Regions from separate parts of the Mus musculus genome. Here all the other regions are linked to region 1. The links are chromatin loops, found by intact Hi-C in ENCODE. Cell type or tissue: left cerebral cortex. All regions are shown on one strand.

The links. Hi-C counts contacts between places; a loop is a spot of excess contacts. Peaks named below come from ENCODE experiments on the same cell type or tissue, not always from the same donor. Only the 100,000 strongest peaks of a DNase experiment are listed, where the experiment ranks them.
Region 2: it touches region 1 in a loop (4-fold over the local background); 15 of 42 quality-filtered maps call a loop at or near these places.
Region 3: it touches region 1 in a loop (15-fold over the local background); 3 of 42 quality-filtered maps call a loop at or near these places.

Annotation. Positions count from the first base shown.
Region 1 is chr7:127,022,287-127,030,286 of GRCm38, reverse strand. Maz (MYC-associated zinc finger protein (purine-binding transcription factor)) reads left to right here and starts at 3,808. Exons shown (of 5, transcript NM_010772.1): 1 at 3,808-4,059; 2 at 4,133-4,983; 3 at 5,348-5,411; 4 at 5,672-5,843; 5 at 7,119-8,000. The coding sequence starts at 3,868. The coding sequence ends at 7,273. It overlaps Kif22 (kinesin family member 22), which reads left to right. Exons shown (of 14, transcript NM_145588.1): 10 at 787-952; 11 at 1,311-1,372; 12 at 2,005-2,217; 13 at 2,297-2,356; 14 at 2,447-2,556. The coding sequence ends at 2,494. In left cerebral cortex, a CTCF peak has its summit at 4,931; DNase peaks (open chromatin) are centred at 5,717, 6,193, 7,022, 7,145 and 5 more places; H3K4me3 peaks cover 4,619 bases; H3K27ac peaks cover 5,659 bases.
Region 2 is chr7:126,972,847-126,980,846 of GRCm38, reverse strand. Cdiptos (CDIP transferase, opposite strand) reads left to right here and starts at 5,001. Exons shown (of 6, transcript NM_001362232.1): 1 at 5,001-5,021; 2 at 5,456-5,540; 3 at 5,763-5,907; 4 at 6,135-6,168; 5 at 6,337-6,394; 6 at 7,940-8,000. The coding sequence starts at 5,460. The coding sequence ends at 7,975. Cdipt (CDP-diacylglycerol--inositol 3-phosphatidyltransferase (phosphatidylinositol synthase)) reads right to left here and starts at 4,389. Exons shown (of 6, transcript NM_026638.4): 1 at 4,041-4,389; 2 at 3,795-3,929; 3 at 2,432-2,585; 4 at 1,851-1,932; 5 at 1,444-1,525; 6 at 348-1,312. The coding sequence starts at 4,083. The coding sequence ends at 1,167. In left cerebral cortex, a CTCF peak has its summit at 4,829; DNase peaks (open chromatin) are centred at 3,869, 4,680 and 5,193; H3K4me3 peaks cover 1,904 bases; H3K27ac peaks cover 2,192 bases.
Region 3 is chr7:127,205,782-127,213,781 of GRCm38, reverse strand. Tbc1d10b (TBC1 domain family, member 10b) reads left to right here and starts at 5,314. Exons shown (of 9, transcript NM_144522.5): 1 at 5,314-6,332. The coding sequence starts at 5,419. Mylpf (myosin light chain, phosphorylatable, fast skeletal muscle) reads right to left here and starts at 2,174. Exons shown (of 7, transcript NM_016754.5): 1 at 2,019-2,174; 2 at 829-921; 3 at 542-617; 4 at 260-364; 5 at 94-172. The coding sequence starts at 2,021. It also overlaps a transcript of Septin1 not described here. In left cerebral cortex, CTCF peaks have their summits at 74 (motif pointing right), 4,488 (motif pointing left) and 5,478; DNase peaks (open chromatin) are centred at 4,706, 5,533, 6,015, 6,728 and 1 more place; H3K4me3 peaks cover 3,549 bases; H3K27ac peaks cover 3,773 bases.

The DNA of each region.
Region 1 (8,000 bases):
CACTGACTCAATTTCTAGCAACTACAGAGCAGTTCATGACTGCCTATAATTCTATTTCCAGAGGACCCATCACTGTCTTCTGACCTACAAGGGCACCAGGCACATAGCGCACAGACATCCATGCAGGCCAAACACCCACACATATAAGTAAAAATATATAACCTGCCTAAGTAGGCAGGCAGCTCTTTTTGTGAATTCGTTTGGCCCAATCTACATAGTAAGTTCTAGGCCAGCTGTGGCTACATAGTGAGACCTTATCTTAAAAAAATAAAAAAGTAAAAGAAAAAAAAATCTAAGGCTGGAGAGATTGCTCAGAGGTTAAGAATGCTGGTTTTCCTTACAGAGGTCCTGAGTACAGGCCCCAGCAACGGCATGATGGCGGTTCAGAACCGTCTGCAGTGAGATCTGGTGCCTATGCAGGTATAACACTGTATAATCAAAAAAAAAAAATCTTTAAAACATGAGGTGGTGTTGCAGACCTTTAATTCGAGCACTCTGAAGGCAGATAGGTAGATCTCTGAGTTTGAGTTTCACCACTTGCCTTGAAAAGCCAAAAAACAAACAAAAACAAAAAACCCCACAAACCAAAAAACAAAGCCTCCTCACGTTGAATACCTTGCTTAAAAGGACTCATTCTGTCTTTAGGTAGCCCTCTGATGTAGACCTCCCTTAGTTATTTTGAATTCTGTCTCTCCTCTTGGACCTCAGAACTCTATCTGCTAACCTTCCTAATCCACTGCTTTGGGGCTGGAGCTAAATCACATCTCCCATGATTCTTTCCGACAGAGGCTTAAGATGAAGCAAAAAGAACTGGAAGCCAAGGTGTTGGCCCAGGAGGCACCGGATCCAAGGGAAAAAGAGAACACTCCCACAATTCTCCAGCCGCCTGCCTCTTATAGTGGCACAGTGGCAAAGCCCCTGAAAAAGGCTGTAGTGATGCCCCTGCAACGGAGTAAGTTTAGTTCCAGGTTCCAGGAAGAAGCAGCTATTTCAGAAAGGAAGAGACGGAAAGATGCTGTTATCATGTCACTCATCCTCCCACTGGGTCTGAAGAAGCCCTAGATGCTTGTCCTCTAGTATTGTAGACAGTGGGGTACTGACTGGCTATGGTGCCACTCAGGAGGGTGAGGCAGGAGGGTTACTATGAGTTCTAGGTTAGCCTTATAGAATGAGACCCTGCCTCAAAAAAAAAAAGTCATGTTGAAAGGAAGGAGCTAGGGAAATAGAAATGGGAGAAGCAAATGGTTACTAGGAGGGGAGGGAGGGCAGGAGGTGGCCTGTGTCTTTGACCAGTTCCAAATTCCTTTCAGTTCAGAAGCAGCGAGAGTCCTCAAACCAAATCCAGCTCCTGAAGAAAGGCCCCAAAAGGAAGGTGAGTCCCACCCCATTTTCCAGCTGGGAGCCTTTTGCATAATGCCTTAAAGATGCCTTATAGAGCTTTTTTGAGGGGGTGTGGTGGGGGAGTGAGGTATGGATGTGTCTCATAGAAAATATCTACCACTGTTTCTTTTCTTCTTGATGCCCCTGATGCCCCTTGTGTTTGGATTGGCTGCTGACTGGATCTAATGTGGCCCCTGCCCTCTAAGAACTGTAGAGCCTATTTAGGAAATGGACAAGTATTTAAGAATCTCTCACATAAAATGAAAAATATAATTTTCTCCACACAAAACATTAGTAGAACTGTCCCCATTGTAATGGCATGATGCAGTTTCCCCCGCATGGGTTTTTTGTTTGGTTTCCCTTTTCCCCCCTGTACTGGAAATTGAACCCCAGCCCTCAAGCATGGAAGGCAAGCGCTCTACCACTGAATTACACTTCTTCCTAATCAGGATTGATGTGTGCGCTCAGTCACTCACTGACTCTTCACAGCAACTGAGAAAGGAGCTAGCAATTAAAGAAGCACAACAAAATTAGTGACCAGAGGGGAGAGGCCGCAGAGAGATGGACTGTGCCTCGTCATGGCAGTCACCCACTGCCTTTACTGGCATTTCTGTTACCTCATAGCTGGAGCCATCCCCTGAGTCAGAAGCTGTGGAAAAGGATGAGGACTACTGGGAGGTACAGATTAGCCCAGAGTTACTGGCACATGGGCGCAAAAAATTATTGGATCTGCTGAATGAAGGCTCAGCTCGGGAACTGCGCAGCCTGCAGCGCATTGGCCAGAAGAAAGCCCAGCTCATCGTGGGCTGGAGGGAGCTCCACGGCCCCTTCAGTGAGGTAACAACCCTGGGGACAGGTGCAGTGGGGGGGTCCCCGTGCTGTGTCCACTCCCTTCCTAGTGTTGCTGTCCCACTAGGTGGAGGACTTGGAACAGGTGGAAGGCATCTCTGGGAAGCAGGTGGAGTCTTTCCTGAAGGTAAGGCCACCTTTGCCCTTTCTGCATGGTGTTCCCCCACCGCAGCCCACCTTAGGCTGCTATGCTAACGCACGTTCCTCTTCTTTACAGGCGAATCTCTTGAGCTTGGCCGCCAGCCAGCACAGCGGTCCCTCTTGACACTACCTTCTTTTAAAAATCCTTGTATAGTGACGTGTTGTGTAAATACAGTTTTTATTCCATGGTTGAGCCTGGTTTTTGAGGATGACAGGGCTGGGGTCAGAGTCCATAACTACCCTGGGGGTCAGGATCAAGCTCTGCAGGACACCCATGTAGGCGCCATCTTTGGGAAACCCCCAAACTAGGCCAAGATTGTAAATAAACCACTGGAATGGGGAGGGGACGGTGGCCTAGAAGAATCAAAAAGCTGACGCGAAAGCTTAAGCACAGCGACCGACCGTTAAGCGGGCACGCGCTCCAAGCTAGCCCCGCCCCGCTGTAACTCCCTCGGCGCGCTCCCCACTCTCCCGCTCAGCAACGACGTCCCTGTTATGTGCGCGTGCGCGCGAAATAACGGCCGCTGGCGGAGGGAAGTGGGGGGTGGAATCGTTCAAGTGGGGGAAGAGAAGCCGCCTAGTCTCCCGCGCGCCCACCACCTGCACCATCGCCAGCCAATCAGCAACCGTCTTGGGGGTCTCGCGCTCGGGGCGACCGGGGCTGCTGGGTGGCTCCCCAGTCCCTCCGCCCTCTAGAGTCCCTCCTGTCCCTCCCCCTCCCGCTGGCCCCGCGCGCACTCGCGCTCGCGCCCGCTCCAGCCTCTTGTGTGTCCTCGCGCCCCCCGCCCGCCCTCCGGCGCGCAGTGTGCGCCGCTCCCCCACCCTCCTCCCCCCTCCCTCCTTGCGCGCCTCCTCCTTGGGTCCCCCTCCCCCACAGCTGCCTCCTCCCGCCCCAGGGTGAGCGCGAGCCACCTCCCTCCTCCCTCCGCCATGGATCCCAGCAACTGGAGCAGCTTCATCTTCCAGGTAACAACCCCCGCCCCCCCCGCCCCTGCCCCCCCTCCCACACCCCCTCCTGCCCGCCCTCCCTCCTGTCCCACACCCCCTCCGCGCGCCCGGTGCGCGCGCAGCTGTCCCCCTCCCTCCCTCGCGCCCTCCCCCGCCCTCCCCGAGGCGCCGGCTGGGCGCGCGCGCGCGGCGGGGGCCGAAGCTGCTCCCTCGCTCCCCCCACCCCGCCCCGCCAGGCTCCAACCGCCGCCACCACCGCCGCCGCCGCCGCCCGGGCCCCCCGCCCCCGGCCCCGGCCCTCGGCCCCGCGGGGCCTCTCGCCCCCACCCAGGGGGCGTCGCCGCCGCCGCCGCGCTCCGCGCCCCACAAGACGCCCTCCTTCCCTCCCTCCCGCCGGCCGGGGTGCGCGGGCGGCGGGGCGGCCCTCGGGCCATGCGTTCGGCTCGGCCCAACCCGGCCGGCCGGGGGCGGCGCCCCGAGCCCGGGCCCCGCGCGGCCCGTGCCCCCGGCTCCCGCTGAGCTCCGGGGGCCCCCACTGTGGCCGAGGCCATGTTCCCCGTGTTCCCTTGCACGCTGCTGGCCCCCCCCTTCCCCGTGCTGGGCCTGGACTCCCGGGGGGTGGGCGGCCTCATGAACTCCTTCCCGCCACCTCAGGGTCACGCCCAGAACCCCCTGCAGGTCGGGGCTGAGCTCCAGTCCCGCTTCTTTGCCTCCCAGGGCTGCGCCCAGAGTCCATTCCAGGTGAGTAGGGGCCGGGCCGGGCGGGCAGGCGCCGACCAGCGACCGCGGCCCACACGGCGCCTTGTCTCCGCAGGCCGCGCCGGCGCCCCCACCCACGCCCCAGGCCCCGGCGGCCGAGCCCCTCCAAGTGGACTTGCTCCCGGTTCTCGCCGCCGCGCAGGAATCAGCCGCGGCGGCGGCGGCTGCTGCGGCGGCTGCCGCTGCAGTGGTTACTGCACCCCCGGCCCCTGCCGCCGCCTCCACAGTGGACACAGCGGCCCTGAAGCAGCCTCCGGCGCCTCCTCCGCCACCCCCTGCCGTCTCCGCACCAGCCGCCGAGGCCGCGCCCCCCGCCGCGGCCGCCACTATCGCAGCAGCGGCTGCCACCGCTGTCGTCGCCCCAACCTCGACGGTCGCCGTGGCCCCAGTTGCATCTGTCTTGGAGAAGAAGACAAAGAGCAAGGGGCCCTACATTTGCGCCCTGTGCGCCAAGGAGTTCAAGAACGGCTACAACCTCCGAAGGCACGAAGCCATCCACACGGGAGCCAAGGCTGGCCGGGTCCCTTCGGGTGCTATGAAGATGCCCACCATGGTGCCCCTGAGCCTCTTGAGTGTCCCCCAGCTGAGCGGGGCCAGCGGGGGTGGGGGAGAAGCCGGGGCTGGCGGCGGCACAGCCGCGGTGGCGGCCGGTGGCGTTGTGACCACGACTGCCTCTGGGAAGCGCATCCGGAAGAATCACGCCTGCGAGATGTGCGGCAAGGCCTTCCGCGACGTCTACCACCTGAACCGACATAAGCTGTCGCATTCGGACGAGAAGCCCTACCAGTGCCCTGTGTGCCAGCAGCGCTTCAAGCGCAAGGACCGCATGAGTTACCACGTGCGCTCACATGACGGCGCTGTGCACAAGCCCTACAACTGCTCCCACTGTGGCAAGAGCTTCTCCCGGTGTGCAGGGGCCTCGCTGCCCACTAGGCCGGTGGGGGGGAGGGCAACAAGGTGGCCTGTCTTTGGCTGGTGGGGAGGCGGCTCCCGTTCCTGGGGACAGGAACCACTCCCAGGGAGGAGGGAAGTTGCTAGGAACAGGGGGTGGTACTTTAGAAGAGGTGGGTCTCTGGGCTGAAGGAAAGCAGCCTCTGGGCAGAAGAGGAATCTTGGTTTGAGGGCTTTCCTGCCTGAGGACTGAAGCTGAGGGGGAAACGCTGGGACCTTTGCAGAGGCATTTTGGAGGAACCTAGGTAGATTTGAGGCACACCTTACCTTGGAGCCTAAGCCCTAACACACACCCCCTCCCACCTCAACATATCCCTAGGCCGGATCACCTCAACAGTCACGTCAGACAAGTGCACTCAACAGAGCGGCCCTTCAAATGTGAGGTAGGAAGCCAGCTTCCTCCTGTCCTGGTTTTCATGATTTTGATCCTCATTGTAGCTGTGTGGGTTCAGCCTCTCAGACCCCCTTTTTCTCTCTCTTTTTGCCTCTTCACTCCATTTTCACATTTCTCCTTCAAGGCCTGGTCATCTCACGCCCATTTCCTACAGATCAAAGACCCCCGAGACTCTGATCCCCTTATCTTGCTCCCTTCTCTCTACTCCCCGAAGCTTTAACTCTCCTGTGACCCCACACCCTCCCCCAGAAATGTGAGGCAGCTTTTGCTACGAAGGATCGCCTCCGAGCGCACACAGTCCGACACGAGGAGAAGGTGCCATGTCATGTCTGTGGCAAGATGCTGAGCTCGGCTTATATTTCCGACCACATGAAGGTGCACAGCCAGGGCCCTCACCATGTCTGTGAGCTCTGCAACAAAGGTACATGCTAAGGGGTGCCAGGAGGGCAGGGACTAAAAAGGGGGGCACAGAGCTGTTGGGTTTTTTTTCACCGATGTGGGTCAAGGGTGCTGCAGCTAAGAGCTTGTGGCGAGTAGAGAGAACTCTTTAAGGGGCAAGTACAACAGCATTGGAAACACCACCACTAAATTATGTGCCATGGTTCACAGGAGACCGTCTACCAGAAATTCAACCTCATGGGTGTGCTTGGGAGAATGAAGTGGGACGTGGTTACTTTGAGAAAGGAATAGCCAAAAAGCCAGTCCCAAGGGTTTCAACTTAGCAGCCACAAGCTCTTGTCTCCAGCTCCTGGGGCAGGTGGAGTACATCAGCAGGGGTGTGACGAGCATGCACCCTACCCAGTAGCAGAAAGCTGTTTCACTGTGGTTGGTGACTAAAGGAGCTGAGACGGGGGCACTGGAGAGGGGGGGGACACAGCCGTCTCCACTGAGAGTCAAGCCTTTAAAAAGCTAGGTAGCCGTGTCGTGGACGGTCTCTGTAGAGATTAAGGACTAAGTAAGGGCACCACACAAACCAGTCCCCAGCAAGCGTAGGGAAAGGCTATGCTTCTCTGGAGTAGTTGGCCCCAGCCTACCAAGGATGTGGGAGGAGGACAGTGCCATGTGAGGAGGGTGTCCCCAGCCTAGGAGAACAGCCCTGTCTCTGGGGTCTCCACCAGGCTGACCCCAACCCCCCATCCCAACCCCCCCCCCCAATAGGCTTCACCACAGCAGCATACCTGCGCATCCACGCGGTGAAGGACCATGGGCTCCAGGCCCCGCGGGCTGACCGCATCCTGTGTAAGCTGTGCAGCGTGCACTGCAAGACCCCTGCCCAGCTGGCCGGCCACATGCAGACCCATCTGGGGGGGGCCGCCCCTCCTATCCCGGGAGATGCCCCCCAGCCACAGCCTACCTGCTGAGGGGGACCCCTGCACCCACCAGGCAAGGTGTGGGACATGGCTGGGGGGGGCAGCATGGGATGTGTGGGACAAGGGAACTCAAAGGGCCCAATAGGGGATCGCAGGAAGGCCAGGGATGCCAGTCTGTCACTCAGATTAGGGAGCCTTGGGATCCAGAGAGGGCAGTATGGACATGCTCAGTCTGGGTAAGCAGGCAGGCCGAAGCCTCTGGGGACCAGATAGGAAGTAACGGCTGTGTCCCAGGGGAAATAGGGAAATAGTTGAAAAGTCTGGGGTATGGAACATGTTTCTTGCCATTTAGGTTGTGCTGTGATCCTTGGTGTTTCTCCCTATAGGTACTGGTGAGGTTTGTCCAATGGCGGCAGCGGCAGCAGCAGCGGCGGCGGCGGCAGCAGCAGTGGTGGCAGCCCCCCCCACAGCTGTGGGCTCCCTCTCTGGGGCAGAGGGGGTACCAGTGAGCTCTCAGCCACTTCCCTCCCAGCCTTGGTGAGCTCCAAGTTGATGGGGGAGAGGGGAGAGTGGAGGAAAGCTCTTCTTGGTACAGTCTCCTCTTCCCACCAACTCCTCACGACTCTTCATCAACCAAGGAGCCTCCAGACAGAGAGGAGGAAGAAGGAATTCACTAGGTTTTAACAATGTTTCTCCTGCTCCTTTCTTCTCCCTATCAGAGCTGACCCTACAAACACCTGTCCCCTGAGTTGTGTTGAAGTCCCCTGGACAATGAGCAGGGGTGGCAGAGGACAGCAGCAGCCACTGCCCTCACCTTTAACCCCTTGCCTTGCCTCCCAGGGATTTGTGAGCCTTTCCTAGAAGGTCCTGTGCTCTCCTCCTTCTGTCCCCTCCCCTACTGTCTGCTGCCCCTTCCTGGGGAGTTGGTGCTTTCTTTTTTGTTGTTGTTTTTTCCCAGGGGTAGGGAGGAGAGAGGAGGGGAAAGAAGATTCTGTCCCAGAGGAGAGAAAAGGTGGTATTGAGGAGGGGCAGAAGCGGGGAAGGCAGAGGGATACTTGAGTAAGGTTGGGTGGTTAAACCCCAAGCATCCTACTGGAGTGTCTGTCCAGGGAGAAGCCAAGGGGAGCATCAGAAGGAGCCACTGGAGCCAGAGGCAGAACAAGAGAGATGGAATCTTAGGGGGCCAGGGCAAAGGAGGGGAGCCAGGGACAAGAGGTGCTTCCTGGGGGTGGGGGAATGCAGCCACAGTGTCTCCCCCTTCCCTCTTC
Region 2 (8,000 bases), 49 kb after region 1:
AAACCTTTCAGTTGGTATACAGTGTACACTAACCCTTAAGTCAGTACACAGTGTACACTAACCCTTAAGTTGGTATGGTGGTAGACTGTGAAAAAGGCCAAAGTAGGACCAGGAGTTCCAGGAAGCAAGGTGTGTGGTGTGCGGGGTGTGTGTGCATGTGTGCGTCCAAGCATGCATGTGTGTGTGGATGTGTGTGTGGCTACAGGGTATAGCAGGGTCAGGTTGACCAAGACACAGACACAGACACAGACACAGACACACACACACACACACACACACACACACACACACACACACACACACACTACACACTCTCAGCCTAAGGACCATGCTCTGAGAAAACCATCCATCTTCCCATGAATATTTATTAAGCAGCTACCACATGCCAGGCTAGTTTTCACTCTAGGCAGAGACAAGAAAGACATAAGTCTGCTCTCATGAAGCTCACATTCTCATGAGGGTAGAAAATATCAAGGTTACAATCAAAAGTGGCCAGCTAGGGACATAAAGCAGGTGGGCAGAGACAATGCCTGTGAACCTGAGGAGCCACAAAGCCTCTCGAGATCACTGGAACGACAGGGAGGAGCCAGCCACCTTTGGGAAAGCATCCAGGTGGATTCTAATCCAGCTCCCATGGACCCTGGGCCATCATCTAAGAGTGTCTCAAAGTAAACACATCCAAAAAGACTGAAGGGGCCCCCCTTTATTGTGGAGGTTTCCAGAGCAGGACAGGAGAGAGGAGCTGGCCTCAGGGAAGGATCTAGCTGGCCCCTTCCCTCCCCAGCCTGGTACCCCAGGTCCAATGACATCAGTCTGACTCCTTTGCCCTCACATGTCCCCAAAGTCTCACTCCAGACCCCAGGACTGAGGCAGCAGGATGTGTGGCAACACCCAGTCTTCAGTCAGGCCTCCCGGAGCACCAGCTGGATGGGCAGGGCCTCCTGAGCACCCTTCCTGCTTGGCAGTGCCAGGTCCTTGGGGTCACAGGTTGGGTCTAATCATCAGGATTAAAGAGATAGTGACAACACCAAACAGAAGGTGACCCCTAATCCCAGCAGGTTAGAGAACACATGAGAAAGACATGACACTGGGACCTCTTAGGAGGAGAGGAGTCACGTGGTACAGTAGATACCCAGGGCAGGTGGACAGCTGGGGATGGGAGAGGATCATTTCTTCTTGGCGCGGTCTGCTGCATCCAGGGCAGCCATGTTTCTTGCAGCCGTGATGAGGTGGATGACACTAATGACGGACTTGAGCAGCGCGATGGGAGCTGTGACCCAGAGGCCCATCCGGAAAAGGCCCACAGAGCCGACTACAGGGAGGCAGGAAGAAAGATGGAAAGCAGGGGATGGAGGGGTGTGAGAGGGAGGCCTCTCTCTCCCCCAGGGCAGGGCAGGGCAGGGCAGGGCAGGGCGGAACCCCACCCCCACCCCCACTTCTTACCTAGTGGTCCCTCGGAGAAATTGAAGAGATACAGGAGGCAGTAGAAGAGTTCATTTCCAGCACACAGGGTGAACAGAGCAGGCTGCACACAATATAAGGCTGCCTAAGACGTAGGGCCATGTCCCTACTGTAACCCACAGGGACTTCTGCCAGACAGGAGAGCGCCTCACAGCCAGCTGCACACTGCACTATACTGCATATTTCTTTGGTCTCTCTCTGACTCCACCCACCCCCTTCGCCCTCTCTCTCTTGGGGCTTCACTGTCACTGCTGCCATGATGATGTCCCACCAATTATCCTCCATGGACCACTCCTGCTCAGATGGCTGTATAGCATCTCTCCTGGCCAGGGTTCAGCCTCAGACTTCCTGTTTTCAGATCAAGTTGAGGAGGGGCAGGAAGTGCTTACCCTAGAGGTATAGTAGATCCGAAGCACAGGGTTCCCAGACAGGTCGATCATCTTGTGACTCTCACTGCCTCGCACCACAGAACTTGGGGAGAAAAGCATGGGACTTCATGAGCGTTCACTGAGCGGAGGAACTGGTGTGAAGCTGAAAATTATATCTTGTGCAAAATCATACAGTTCCCTAGGTGAGGCAGAGCCAGGACTGAATGCCCTATACAAAGCACCCATACGTCTTCCCCCATTTGGAACCCTAAATTATTCAGCCAGGCCCATGCTAGAAATTGCTCACACCACCTATAAAAATGACAAGCCCACTCAGAGACACAGGGATTACCCAGGGGCTTAAGGACAGCGGCATGCAGGGATATGCCTATAACTTCAGGAGTCAGGAGGCTGACGTAGGAAGACTGTCATGAATTTGAGGCCTACATGAGCACATACTAAATTCTAAGCAAGCCTTGGTCTACTGTCTCAAGGAGAGAGGAAAAAGAAACCACCCACAAGCCTGAAGCCATCCCAGTCCCCGCCCCACTGTAATGCCTTCCACTCACCAGCACCCCAAGCATCAATCAAAGCAAACAAACCTGTGCAGATGCAGCCAGTGACTGGCCACGTCCAAGCTCATGCTGAGCTGGAAGAGAAGGGTGGCTCGTGGGTAGAGCAGGGCCAGGTTGACCAAGAGACACATGGTGGCGCAACGGTCCGTCAGCATGTCGAGCATGGCCCCAAACCGGGTTCCTGAAAAATGATGACTACTAAGTGGAAAGGGACTGTTTGGCATAGTGGACCTGTGACAGGTACCCGCTCTGGCCTATCACTCCAGGCTGACAATAAAAGGAGTTTGAAAGTGCCTACCATCTACTGCCAGAGAAGGAAAGATGGTGAGGCCAGAAGGGCATGGGTTATGAGGACAAGAAATGAGAAGGCATGGGGCTATGGCAAGAAAGAGGTATTGGAATGGGGAAACTCTATCTTCAACTCCTCTAACCCAAAACCAGGCCCCAAAGAAAGGCAAGCAGACCCAAAGTCTCAGAGGCAATTTTAGAAGTGGGTCTGGGGAACTCGATTACAAAATTAAGTCAGAGCTCCAAACATCATCTGCTTTCCTCCCACCGGGCACCAACCTCTCTTCCAGAATCCCGAATGTTTGTGCCTAGCAACTACCTAGTAAACACCTGTTGAATGGAACTTTGTTATTTACTTACATTTTTAAAAGTTTATTTATCTTCTATGGTCTCAGTGTCTATCAGCGTATATATATATATATACACACACACACACACACACATATATATATATAGCCTGAAGAGGACATTGATTCCTTGGAACTGGTGGTTGTAAGCCATCATGTTGGTTCTGGGAATCAAATCTAGGTCCTCTAGAAGAACAGTAAGCATTCTTTCGGTTTTGTTGTTGTTGTTTGTTTTGTTTGCTTTGTTTGTTTGTTTTTGAGACAGGGTTTCTCTGTATAGCCCTGGCTGTCCTGGAACTCACTTTGTAGACCAGGCTGGCCTCAAACTCAGAAATCTGCCTGCCTCTGCCTCCCAAGTGCTGGGATTAAAGGCGTGCGCCACCACCGCCAGGCAGCAGTAAGCAGTCTTAACCTCTGAGAACAAACTTAGCCTTCAGCCCCAATCACTTATTTTTGCAGGATTTTACTGTGTAGTCCTGGCTCACGTGGTACTCAATATGACTTCTGACTTGGAGCAATCTACCTACCTTATCAGTGCTGGCATTACAAGCATGAGCCATTATGCCACACCCGAATGGAATTCCATGCTCACAGCTATGCAGGGTCTAGGTCTTCCACACCCATCCCAAACAGAGATCAATCATCAAGAGCAAGCTTATATCCTAGGCAGCTCTCAACGAGGTTCTGAGAAAGCAGGGAAAGGACAGAGGATGTTGGGACCCCAGTTAGTGCTGGTGGTGGTAAAGTTCTGTCACCTTGATTAAGGGCTCGAGCTGCGTGTCCATCGAAAGCGTCTAGGAGTCCGCTGAGTAGATAGAAGGAGGAGGCCGTGAAGGGGCAGCAGGGCATAAAGTAGAAGGAAATGATGGCGAAGACAATCCGGGCATAACCTTGGGATGGGATGGGAGAGGTACAGGGTGTGATTGGGGAGCCAGCTTAGGGTTTCTCGCGCCCCTCCCCACCCCCACCCCGCTGGTTTTGGGGCCGCAGGCAGCACTCACCGATAAGGTTAGGCACGAACAGGAAGATATTTTCCTCTGGCATCTTGGCGGCTCCCCTTGTCGTCTCGGCCCAGGTCTGGAGGGGCAAGGTCTTGGTACCAGCCTTACCAGCGTGGTCTCACCTTTCAGCTCCGGGCATCAGCCGCTCCACCTGAGCCCTGGGCCCAGTTCCCCCGGGCAATCCCAGCTGTTAGAGCCCGCAGGGCGCCGGGGTGCGGGACACCCCTGGGCACAGCTCACGCACACCTGGCCTTCCGATGGGCAGGAGCTGACGTCTCCAGCAGCGGGCTCCGCAGCTCCGCTGCGCCTGGCTTCTGGAGCCTACTCTTCTGTCCGGGACGTTAAGAACATCGGAAGAAGGAGAGAGCGGCTTTTAAATATAAATAAATTAATTAAATAAATAATGGCTGAGGTCCCTTTAAGGCCGGCCTGCTTCCTTTTCCTGCCGGGGCCCCTAGGCTTCGGCTCGTACCAACGCACAGGGGAGGGGAGAGACTCGAGAGCCAGCCGCAAAGGAAGAAACTGGAAAGGGAGCAGCAGAAGAGACCTGAGAGGGAATCTGCATTTTGCATTTCACAGAGGGCGTAAACTCCTGGAGGCAACCGTAAGGCGTAGAGATTACTCCGTCCCGAGTCTGCGCCTCCCCAAGAGATTGGGTGACTTAGTACAGCCCACATCGCTTCCCCGCCCGCGACGCTTGCGATCCTCGTCGCTCTCCGGGACCCAGGCTGGGAAGAGGTGGCTAGAGAGGCTCCGAGCATGCCTGCCGCTTGCTTCTAGCGCCGCCCTGGTGGTGGGAGGATTAGAGCCCAAGTTCCACCCTAACGCCTTTCCATCTCCTAAATGCCTTGATATAACTCTGGGGTCACCGCCTCCAAGAAGGAATCAGGAGAGCCAGTATGGCACACTAGGACATTGTCCTTAGTTCTAGAACCTCTAGTCTCCTAGCAACGGAACCATAGAACTTCCGTAAACATTTAGGTCTTTATAGCAATCCGGAGCAGCACTTCCCTGGCTCTCCCTCTTCCCAACCTTCTTTCCCGGACTCCCAATCCCCTGAGGCCCATCATAGGGTCCCCTTAGAACTTTCCGTCCCCCCTCCTGCCGAGTACCCTAAGATTTCAACCAATTAGCCGGGTCGGGGACTGCATGTTGGCTGTCTTGCCTAAGGAAGTGCCTTGGCAGAAAAGGAGGAAGAAGGGCTCTGGAGGGAATAGGGAAGGGAGTTGTTCTGAGAGCCCCTCCCTTCAACTTAGTAGGCAAAACAACCAATTTTTTCAAGGACAGAACTGAGTCAGTAGGATGTTTGAGCTATAGTTATGGACTAAATAAATCTGGGGCCCCGGGAGTGGAGTGAGGCGGAATCTGAGGGGGTGTGGGTTGGCTTCTCAGTCTAACAAAAACTTCGTTTCCAGGAGGATGGCATCCACATCTGCCAGGAGTGGGGACAAAAAGGACATCAGGTCATCTCAAGCTGCCGCCTCCTTAGGTGGAGGGCAGGTAAACGACAATGGAAAAGTGAAGGAGATGGGAAGAGCCAGGCAGGGAGCCCTGTCTGAGCCATGAGCCTTGAGCCTTAGCCTTGAGCCTTAACCCTAAGGCCCCACAGACAGCTTTCCAGGTCTAGGGCCTTCTAATACCAGTTTCCCAAGCCAGAGCCTGCAGCCTGGAAGACACCAGACCAATGGGAATTTGCAGACTGAATTCTAACTTCCTTTTCAGAAATTATCCTGCTCTGAAGAATTCCTGACCCGAATCAGCACAGAACTTACAGACGAAGCACTGTTTATTGCTCGCTCCCGTTTGAGTCCTCTGCCCAATAAGGAAAAGAACACAAAAGACCAAGGGACTCAGATATCTAGACATGGTGAACGCTCTCCTTCTTCATCTAGAGACCAGTCCCTGACTCACTCCCAACCATAGCTGCTCTCCCCAGGAATCTTCTGCCTCCTTGCCCATCCTAGGCACAGTGCCCCTTAACTTCTAACTCATTCATTGTCACTACCCAGGAACCCCCTTGTCCCTACCTGCTCTAGCCACAACTCTTCTAAACATGGGGAAAGTTGTTCCTTTAACTGGGGCCTCTAATTCCAGTGTTCTTCACTAAGACCCGAGGCACTGACACCCGGTGAGTGAGGCTCTGTCCTTCTCCCAGGAGCCTGTGGGGAGAGAGCAAGGGTTGACAGCATCCCAGCAGGGTAGGGGGAAGTTTTCAACCATGAAGTTCTATTCTATTCCCTCCTGATGCTCCAGTTCCTGATTCTCAGCCTATTCTGTTGTCTTCTGTCATCTCCAGCTCTGACAAAAATCGAACCCGAACCAAGGCACACCTTCTGCCATCTCCTCGTGAAAAGGTTTGTATGAGGTTATTCAATTCCAACATTTCCAGCTTCCCCTGTGTGCCGTTCCATGTGTTAGGAGTTAGATGATTGGGGGGACAGAATGCACGGTAGAGACTCAGCCCTATAAGAATTCAGGGGGTTGTTTGTTTGTTTGTTTTTGTTTGTTTGAGGTAGTGTCTCCCTATGTAGCATGGTTGCCCTGGAATTTGCCATGTAGACCAGCCTGGCCTTGACATCACAAAGATAAACCTGCCTCTGCCTCCCCAGTACTAGGATTAAAGGTGCTCACCACCATGTCCAGCAGAATTCAGTTTAGAATGAGACCAGGACAAATTAATGGTCAGTGACAACACAATATGGAATGGTGCCTACCTAAGAAGAGAAAACAATAAGACTATTTTTACCCCATCCTCATCTGGGCTAGGAAGGAAAGGCATCATAGAGCTTCCTGAAGAAGGAAACACCTAAAGAAAAAAATTTTCTAGGGAAACAGCTCTAAGTATTCTAAGCAGTAGGGATTGTATGGGCCAAGGTACAGAGGTATGTTAGTCAGGGAGGTTGTGAGTAGCTGGTATGCTCTAGGACCTGCCAGGCATGGTGGCATATGCCTTTAAGCTCAGCATTCTGGAGACAGAGCTGGGTGTACAAGTTTGAGGTCAACTTGATCTGGAGAGTGAGTTCCAGGACAGCCAAGGCTACACAGAGAAACCCTGTCTCAAACAGAAATTTAGAAAGTATATATACATAATAAAAGAGGCTGGAGAGATATGGCTCAGCAGTTTAGAGCATTTGTTGGTTTTCCTGAGGACCCAGATTCGATTCCTAGCACCCACAGGTAATGGCTCACAATGGTCAATCCATAACTCCAGTTCCAGGGGCATCAGATACCCTCTTCTGGTCTCCACAGGCCCCAGGCACACAAGTGGTACACAGACCTATAACACCAATACACATAAATTTAAAAATATACAAAAAGCGTGATGTGGCAGTACATGCCTTTAATTTCAGCTTCAGGAGGTAGAGACAGGTTGACCTCTGTGAGTTCCAGGCCAGCCTGGTTTACAGAGGGAGTTTTAACTCAGCTAGAGCTATCTATATACTACCCTATAGGTAGACAAGTAAATAAATATTTAAAATAAAAAGCAAACAAACATTAGATAGGAAGGGATGAGTGAACTGAAGGAGTAGTTGGCAGATGGGAACATGATGAGTGGATATGTTAGCTCAGCATGTGCTAATCACTTGCTGTATGCACTGTCCTGGAGTGCAGCTCTGAGCAAAGTAAAGCCCCAGCTCTCAAGTGTAAGTGGGAGATGAGAGATGATTGGGAGGGAAGATGGATGAGTAACGAGTGGGTGATGAGGGAGGTGGACAGAGTTGAAGGCTGGGAAAGGAGGGTGTAGGTGGCTGTGTGCATGGAGAAATGGGTTATGTGGATAGGTGGAGCATGGGGTCTATGCTCAAGGGTGGTGTGTGGCTTGGATGGCCAGGCGAAAGATGGAAGGAAATGACAGGAGCCCTAAGTGTAGAGAGTCACCAGCTCTTCTTTTCTTCCAGGGACCACTCCCCAACAGCCTGACAACTGGAGGATGAGCTCGGCCCTCCCTAGTACTGCTCT
Region 3 (8,000 bases), 180 kb before region 1:
CCAGTCCTTACTGCTCATGCATTCTGTCAACCTGTCACCCCTAAGCAGGGATTTTTGGAAAAGACAGTAGAGCCACTAGAGGGAGCCACTCACAACTGCTTTTTGATGGTGCCCTTCCCTTCTGGGTCCAGGACCTTGAAGGCTCCAGTGATCACATCCTCCGGGTCCGCACCTGCAGGGACAGAGGACACGAGTCTAGCGCGTCCCCAAAGGTCTGGAAAGAGCAACCAGGGTCTTGGGTGGAGAACCTTTTACTCACCCTTAAGCTTTTCCCCAAACATGGTCAGGAAGACAGTGAAGTTGATGGGCCCACTGGCTTCCTTCATCATAGCGTCGAGTTCCTCATTCTTCACATTGAGACGGCCTGAATGGGGTGAGCGTTAGGGGTTGGAGTTGGGTGTTGGGGACCAGAGGTGTGCTTCTCATAAGCTTATATTAGCTCATTCATTTTTTTCATCTGGGCAGATTAAGGCCTGAAGCCACTGGATTCCCCTCCAACTCCATAGCTTTCAACATTTATAGATAGGAGTAGGGGCCTCACCCATGGCTGCAAAGGTGTCCCGAAGATCCTCTTTGTCGATAATGCCATCCCTGTTCTGATCAATTACAGTGAACGCCTGTGGAGGGGTAGGGGTGAGGACAGATGAAACCAGGAATTGGCCCAAGGCAGATCAGATTCTGGCCCTGAGCCAGCTGTCCCCCTCCACCCTTTGAAGGGAGGGGAAGGATTCTCCTCCTCCCTCAACAGGTGCACTTTCTGGGAAGGAGGGGTAGGGAGGAGGGTGGGGAGGAGGGTTGGGGAGGCTTTCCTTAGCCTCCCACTCTCACCTCCTTGAACTCCTGGATCTGAGTCTGGTCAAACATGGAGAAGACGTTGGAGCTCCCTTCCGCTCCTGCCCTTCTCTTGGCCTTCTTGGGTGCCTGTGAGGGTAAAGGTTGAACAGGGGAGTTACAGGCCAGTTCCTGTACCTCTCTCCTGGGAGCAGCAAACCAGACTTTTGTTTCTGTTAAGGACAGGGTCTCATGGAGCCCTCAGACTTGCTACTTAACAGAGGATGACCTTGGCCTGCTCACCGTGCCTCCGTCTCTAACCTTGACCGTGCGAGTTCCAGGGTTAGCGTCACGAGCAGCACATCCTATTTTATTTGGTTGCTTGTGCATGCTAGGCAGGCTACATCCTCAACCCCAACCCTGTCCCTCCCCACCCCCACCCTGAGACGTGGTCTCATGATTTAGCCCTGGGGCCTATTCTATAGACCCAGTCTTCCTTTCCTTGAACCCAGGAGATCTGCCTGCTTCTTCCTGCTGAGAATAAAGATATTCATCACCACACCCAGATTCTCCTCCTCTTTTCTTTTTGTTTTTCTTTTTTAGACTGGTCTCACTGCATAACTCAGGCTGGCCTTGAACTCCTGGACTCCTGGATTCCTACCTCTTCAGGCTTTAAAGCAGTTGAAATTACAGGCATACCCATTATGCCTGATCAGATTCAGATTCGGAGTTCTTTGAGTCCATTTTTATAGAATAACTCTTCTTTTTCTTGGCACCTCTTGGCTAAGGGGCCTCATTTTGGCTGTGTGTCTTAATTCCCAACTATAGCTCCCAGATCACTTCATCCTGACTGACAAGTGCCCTTCTCAGAATCCTCTGCCTGCCAACTTGGCGTCCATACTTGCTAGCTTAATCTACTCACTGGCCCTATCTGAACCTCTAGTTCCCACTTACAAAATGCAAGCAGGATCATCTCATTCGTCTGAGGACTTTAGGAAATGATAGAAAGGGGTGGAACAGACTTTGAACAGGTCTACCCCTACCCCTAGACATCATGGTTAGATATCTGAGCATATTATCCTTGACTGAACCTTTCAGCCCATCACTCTCCTCTGGCCCCATTCTGGTGCTAAGAGAGAGGGTTCATATTTTGCCTGTAGTTGGAATGAGAAGCAGCACCCTTTTTTTTTTTTTGAAGGGTAGGGCTATCCTGAGCTAATGCTAGGTTGGGAGGAATCTTCACTCACCATGTCTTAGATCTCCTGGGGGCAAGGCAGTAGCTCCAGATGGAAAAAGGAAGAGAATCTGCTTGGAGCAGTTCTTCTGGGGTTATATAGTCCTGCCCCGGCAGCCCTTAACATACCGTGGTAACCTTAGCCCTGTGGATACCCACCCCAGATACTAAAATAGCCCAGCTCAGGGGCCTCTCCTTTCTTGGAGGCCTGCAGCAGCTGGAGCCCAGGAAGGGAGGGGGAGGAGGCCTTGGGATGCAAGTCTCGTTAGGACCTAGGTAGGAAGGGATGTTCTTTCTCCCAAAGGGGGACTGCAGTGTGCCAGGATTCAGAGGGGCTCAGGGAAGCCCACAGTTCTGGAAGAGATGAACTAGACTTTTGAGCCCCTGAGTGGGGTGGGCACAGATCTAAACTCAGTAAGCATTTTGTGCCAATAGACAGTATGCTTGGTTTTGTGGGTTCACTTTAGCAAGCAAGCAGGCAAGTAAGCAAATGACAACAGCAAAACTCAGCAGGAAGCTAAGGAAGTGAGTGAGGTGAGGACCAGTGAGCAGACCGCAGGGCACATGGGCAAAGGCCAGCACAGTGAAAGTCAGCTGTTAGGATTGCCAGAATCAGGATGGGGCTTGATGTTAAGGTTGGTGACCAAATGCTGTGGGGTTTGCAACAACAAGCAGAGACATCATCGGTGCACTTGAAAAGAAAGGATTGAAGCAAGAGAGGTTTAGGCTTTTTTTTTTTTTTTTTTTTGGTTTTTTTGAGACAGGGTTTCTCTATATAGTCCTGGCTGTCCTGGAACTCACTCTGTACACCAGGCTGGCCTTGAACTCAGAAATCCACCTGCCTCTGCCTCCCAAGTGCTGGGATTAAAGGCGTGCGCCACCACGCCCTGCAAGGTTTAGGCTTCTTGCTGGACCTCAGAGAAAACACAGAGGCCCCAGCCATCCTCTCCCAGGTAGCATAACCAGTATCTTTTCCTTTCTGGGAAAATGCTAGCTTGGCTGATGTTGTGACTTTCATAATGTTCTGGGCCTCAGTGGCCCATACTGATCCATGCAGTGGGAATCTAGGGAAACCGCAGTATAGGAACCCCAGGCTGGCAATGGTACGCATCTCCTCCTGCTCCCTTTAGGACCTGATGTCCTGAGGAATGTGTTCCCTCCCTTGCCCTCCTCCAGTCCATGCCAATGCCACTAAGACATTTTCTTTTCTGGGCACTGGGGCCCAGCCACCTGTTGTCTCTAAGAAGAGAGAAGGAGCCACCCTAAACTTAGCAGCTGCCCTTGGCCTTCGCACAGCCCCTCCCGGCTTTAGTTGGCAGCTGTTTTGCCTTATATGGGTACCACATATGGGTACCACGGAGGGGGCTACGTCATGCAGGAGCCCACTCATTAGTGCATTCTGGGAGGTGAGAAAGACTCCAAAAAGGGAATGGGATTTGTGGACTTCTCAGTAAACTTGAATCAAAGGGGAAGATGGAGAAGTTATGAAAAGAAGATCTGACAGGTCCTCACCGGGTCCGGGTCAGAGCTGGAAGCGGGAAAGTAAGCTGACAAGACTAAGGAGCTTCAAAAGACAGAAAGGGATAGGGACATTGAGAGCTAGGTCTCACTAGGATTTTGAGAGTGGCCTTATGGATTTGGTAGTCCACTCATCCTGGGGCTCAAGAGAATGAGAACAGAGGAAGCAGTGTTTAGAAGTGGGAAGGTTCCTGGTTCAGCGGTGGCCTTTAGTCTCAGAACTCAGGAGACAGAGGCAGGCGGATCTCTGAGTTTGAGGCCAGCATGGTCTTCAGAGTGAGTTCCAGGACAGACGTGCAGGGCCACACAGAGACACTGTCTTGAAAATAAATAAATAAATAAATAAATAAAAAACAAAACAAAAAAAGAAGAATCTGGAAGGTTAGAACTCATAACGTCAGGTCTTGTAGTTAGTAGCTAATGAGTACTAAGAGAAGTGGATAACAATACGGCTTGGTTCTTGAATCCTTCAAAGAGGAGGGTTCATGGTATTGAGGATTCATGGATTTGGGTTCTGAGATGGGACCTCCACCCACAAGCCGGGAGAGTGAAGTAGTGCTCAGAGGATATGGGTTTCAGAAATTGCAGTGTTTGCGGCGGCGGGGTGGAGGTGGGGGGGGGGGGAGAAGCTGAGTTTGTACATGAGAACTTAGAGAAACCTGGTCTGAGTTCCTGCCTGAAATAGGGAATTGAGAGATGAGTCTTTCAGAGGACTGACTATAGTCTAACTAGACACATCGAGGTAGAGAGTACTGATGAGGGCACTGGGTTTGTGGTGCAGCTCAGGAGTTGAATGAACAGGGGCTCTTTTGGAAACCCAAGAAGGCCAGCGCGGCACTCTTATTGGCTAGGAGCCGCACCGATGCTCCAGGCTCTTCTCAGTGATGTCCCCAGTTGTCACCTCCTCTCGCGCTTGTCTCTGGTTGTCACTGACTATTCTTGCTCTGGCACCGCCTGCTGGCAGCATCCCTGGCCCTAGAAGCAGAGAATGTTATCTATTTCTACTCTTATGCAAAGTGGAGAAGGACAGTCATTGGCTAACAAGTTAATCACAAGTTAAGCCCGCCTCTCCCTGGTTGTCATTCCTTCCTGATCATCTCAGGAAGTCTAAGAATTTTTCGGCTCTTTCTATTGACTGCTGATGCTGTCATCACAGGAATAGACGTGACCGTCAGTCAATTTGACTGCCTAGCCCCCCTTTTTAATTTGGTTCCCTTTTCACCATTTCCATTGGCTAACAAGTTCCTAGTCCCTGCCTCTTACTGCCCAACACCAGCCTCATTCCCCGCCCTTCTGCGGTCACTCACTCTCTTCAGTTGTGTTTATTGGCCTGGATGCTCAGGATCTCTCTTTTCTATTGCTTGTTTTCTTCGTCCTGCCTCTGCCTTCTTCACTTCCTCTTTCTCGAGTACCCACCCTCTTCCCGCCTCTAACCCCACCCACCCTTCCATCGATTGGCAGGAACTCAGTTTTCTCTCTCCTATTATCCGTCCTGGTCTTATAGAGGGGGCGGGAGATTAAAAAAAAAAAAAAAAAAAAAAAAAGGAGGGGTGCGGGAGGGCCTTTCCTCGCGCAGGCGTAGTTCGCCGGGACAGTGGCTGCTCCTCCGCGTCTGCGCAGGCGCGACGTCGGCAGCCGGCCCCTCGCTGGGAGGGGGCGGCGCGAGCGCGCGAGTAGGGTGAGAGGCCGGGAGACCCCGGCGCGAGCGCCGTCGACCCTTGCCCCGCCTGCGCGCGCCGCCCGCCGCCTGCCGCCGGGTCCCGCCCCGCCCCCGGCGCGCGCCGAGCCGCGCCCTTCGCCCTCTCTGCAGCCCCGGCGGGCTGCTCCGGGCGGCCTGAGGGGCGGCGCCTTCTGCGGCCTCCCCGGCGGGGGGATGTGAGGGGCCGCCCGCAGCTATGGAGACGGGTCCGGCGCCCCTTGTGGCCCCGCCGCGCCGCCACGGCGCCCCCGCTGCCCCTTCGCCCCCGCCCCGGGGCTCCCGGGCCGGATCGCACTTAGTGGTGGAACCGGGACCGCCAGTGACTACAGCCACTTCGGCCCCAGTCGAATTGGTGGCCCCCGGGGAGGCTCGGCCCGCCTGCGTCCCAGGATCATCACAGACCTCGGCCTCTACACCCACGACAGCTACGAGCAGCACGGTAGTGATGCTGACCCTGGAGGCCTCACCCGAAGCCGCGAAGACGCAAGAGTTCCCCGCACCAGCGGCAGAAACAGGAGCCGAGACGTCGGTGGCTTTGGCTTTGGGGACAGACACTCAAAAGACGGAAGAGGTTCGAGCCTCTCCTGTCCCAGGACCAGGGACCCCCACTCGGACACCTTCCAGAATGGCGCCTGGAGCCCTGACTGCCAAACCCCCGCTTGCCCCCAAGCCGGGGACCACAGTGGCTTCAGGAGTGACTGCACGGGGTGGAGTAGGACAGGTGGCAGGTGGGCATGAAGCTGCGACCTCAGCATCAGCAGGGTCGGTGCCTGAGGACCCCTCAGGGCCTGTCACAGGCCCTCCCGGGACATGCGAGGCTCCGGCTCCGACTCCGGTGGCTGTGGTGACAGTGACCCCAGCTCCGGAGCCTGTTGAAAACTTTCAAGACCTGGGCTCCACGTCCAGTCTAGGACCTGGCATCTCGGGGCCTCGGGGTCAGGCCCCAGACACCCTGAGCTACTTGGACTCCGTGAGCCTCATGTCAGGGACCTTGGAGTCCTTGCCGGATGATGTGAGCTCCATGGGTTCAGACTCGGAGATAAATGGGATGGCCCTGCGCAAGACGGACAAGTATGGTTTCCTTGGGGGCAGCCAGTACTCAGGCAGCCTGTGAGTACACAGTGGGCACCCCGTGGGGGCTGCCTGGGGACGCGTAGGGGGAGGGGAGGGGCGGGGAGGGGATGCACCTGGCCAGCCCTGGCCCAGGGAGTCATTAGCAGGAGCTGCAGTGCCCAGAGCATCCTGGGGTTTCTATGACTTCAGAGCTGAGGACCAGGGATCAAGGCAGTCGTCTCGATTTAAGCCTAGACCTTGCCTAGGCCCGTGTCCTTGAGCTAGTGGTGTCCCTGTTTCTATGCCTCAGTTTCCTCTATGAAGAGAGGGATTGAATGAGCTGATACCTACTAAGCAGCTAAGATGCCAGCTGCTTGGTATGAAACTATTAACTAAAAAGGCCAGACATTCTGGAAAGTTGGTTGGGCGAGGATTCTGGCAGAAATCTTAGATCTCTGAGGGCAAGAGGGATGCCTTCAGAGTAGCAGTGGGTGTGGGGGGGTATCTGTAGGCAGAATAGTGGGGTGAGAAAGTCTGCTTGATGGAGGAGAGACCCTGAAGGCAGGGCTTTTGTGAGAGGGCAGTTTTGTATTTTCATTGAAGGGAAAGGGTGGGGGAGGCCTCTTCCCCATTTCCTCATCTCCCCTGCCCTAGTTGAGCTTTCCTAGTTCCTTCCAGGGAGGGGCCTGAGTCACTCCTAAGGTGGGGGTGAGTGTGATTAGCCTGACTTCTTCCTTCTCTCTCTGGAGCCTGGCCATTGCTTCTGTGCTCCCTAACCTGCTTGCTGGTCTGTACCTGGTTAGCTCAGCCTGGAGCATCGCCTGAGGACACTGCAGCCCGGCTCTGAACTGAGCACTCACTCAATCCACTAACTGAAGGCACTCATCAGGAGGGAATGCCCAAACAGTCTCAGTGTAATTGGCTGGGTTTAGCTTAGAGATGAGAGGCTTCTGTGAGCGCCTGGGTGTGAGAATCCTCCTGAGGATCTGAACCAGGGGGTGGGGTGGGAGAGGAATACAGGCAGGGCTTGTAAGCTAACAAAATTCAAAACTTGATTGGGGCCAGGCAGTGATGGCCCATGCCTTTAATCCCACCACTCGGGAGGCAGAGGCAGGAGGATTTCTGAGTTTGAGGCCAGCCTGGTCTACAGAGTGAGTTCCGGGACAGCCAGGGCTACACAGAGAAATCCTGTCTTGAAAAACCAAACCAAAACAAAAAACCTGATTGGGCACCGACATTCAGTCTGAACTCTAACTTAAGTTTGACCCTGGACCTTTCTCCACATCTTTTACCTCATAAGAAACAAAACTAGAGTTGCTTCCCTCATATAACATTTATCTATGTGACTAGGGGACATTCCCCCATACTAGTCTGTCCAGAGGAACTTGGTTACAATTCGGTTTTAGAATATCACTCCTGTGTCAGGCACTCTGCTGGGTGCTATTTTTCTGCTTTATAACTTTAACACTTAAGAATCTATCTTCCTGGGGAGTGGGTGGGTAGGGGAGAAGGGGTGGGTGGCTATGGGGGACTTTTGGTATAGCATTGCAAATGTAAATGAGCGAAATACCTAATAAAAAATGGAAAAAAAAAAAAAAAAAAAAAAAAAAAAAAAAAGAATCTATCTTCCTGAGCCTGGCAGTGGTGGCCCATGCCTTTAATCCCAGCACTTGGGAGGCAGAGGCAGGGGGATTTCTGAGTTTGAGGCCAGCCTGGTCTACAAAG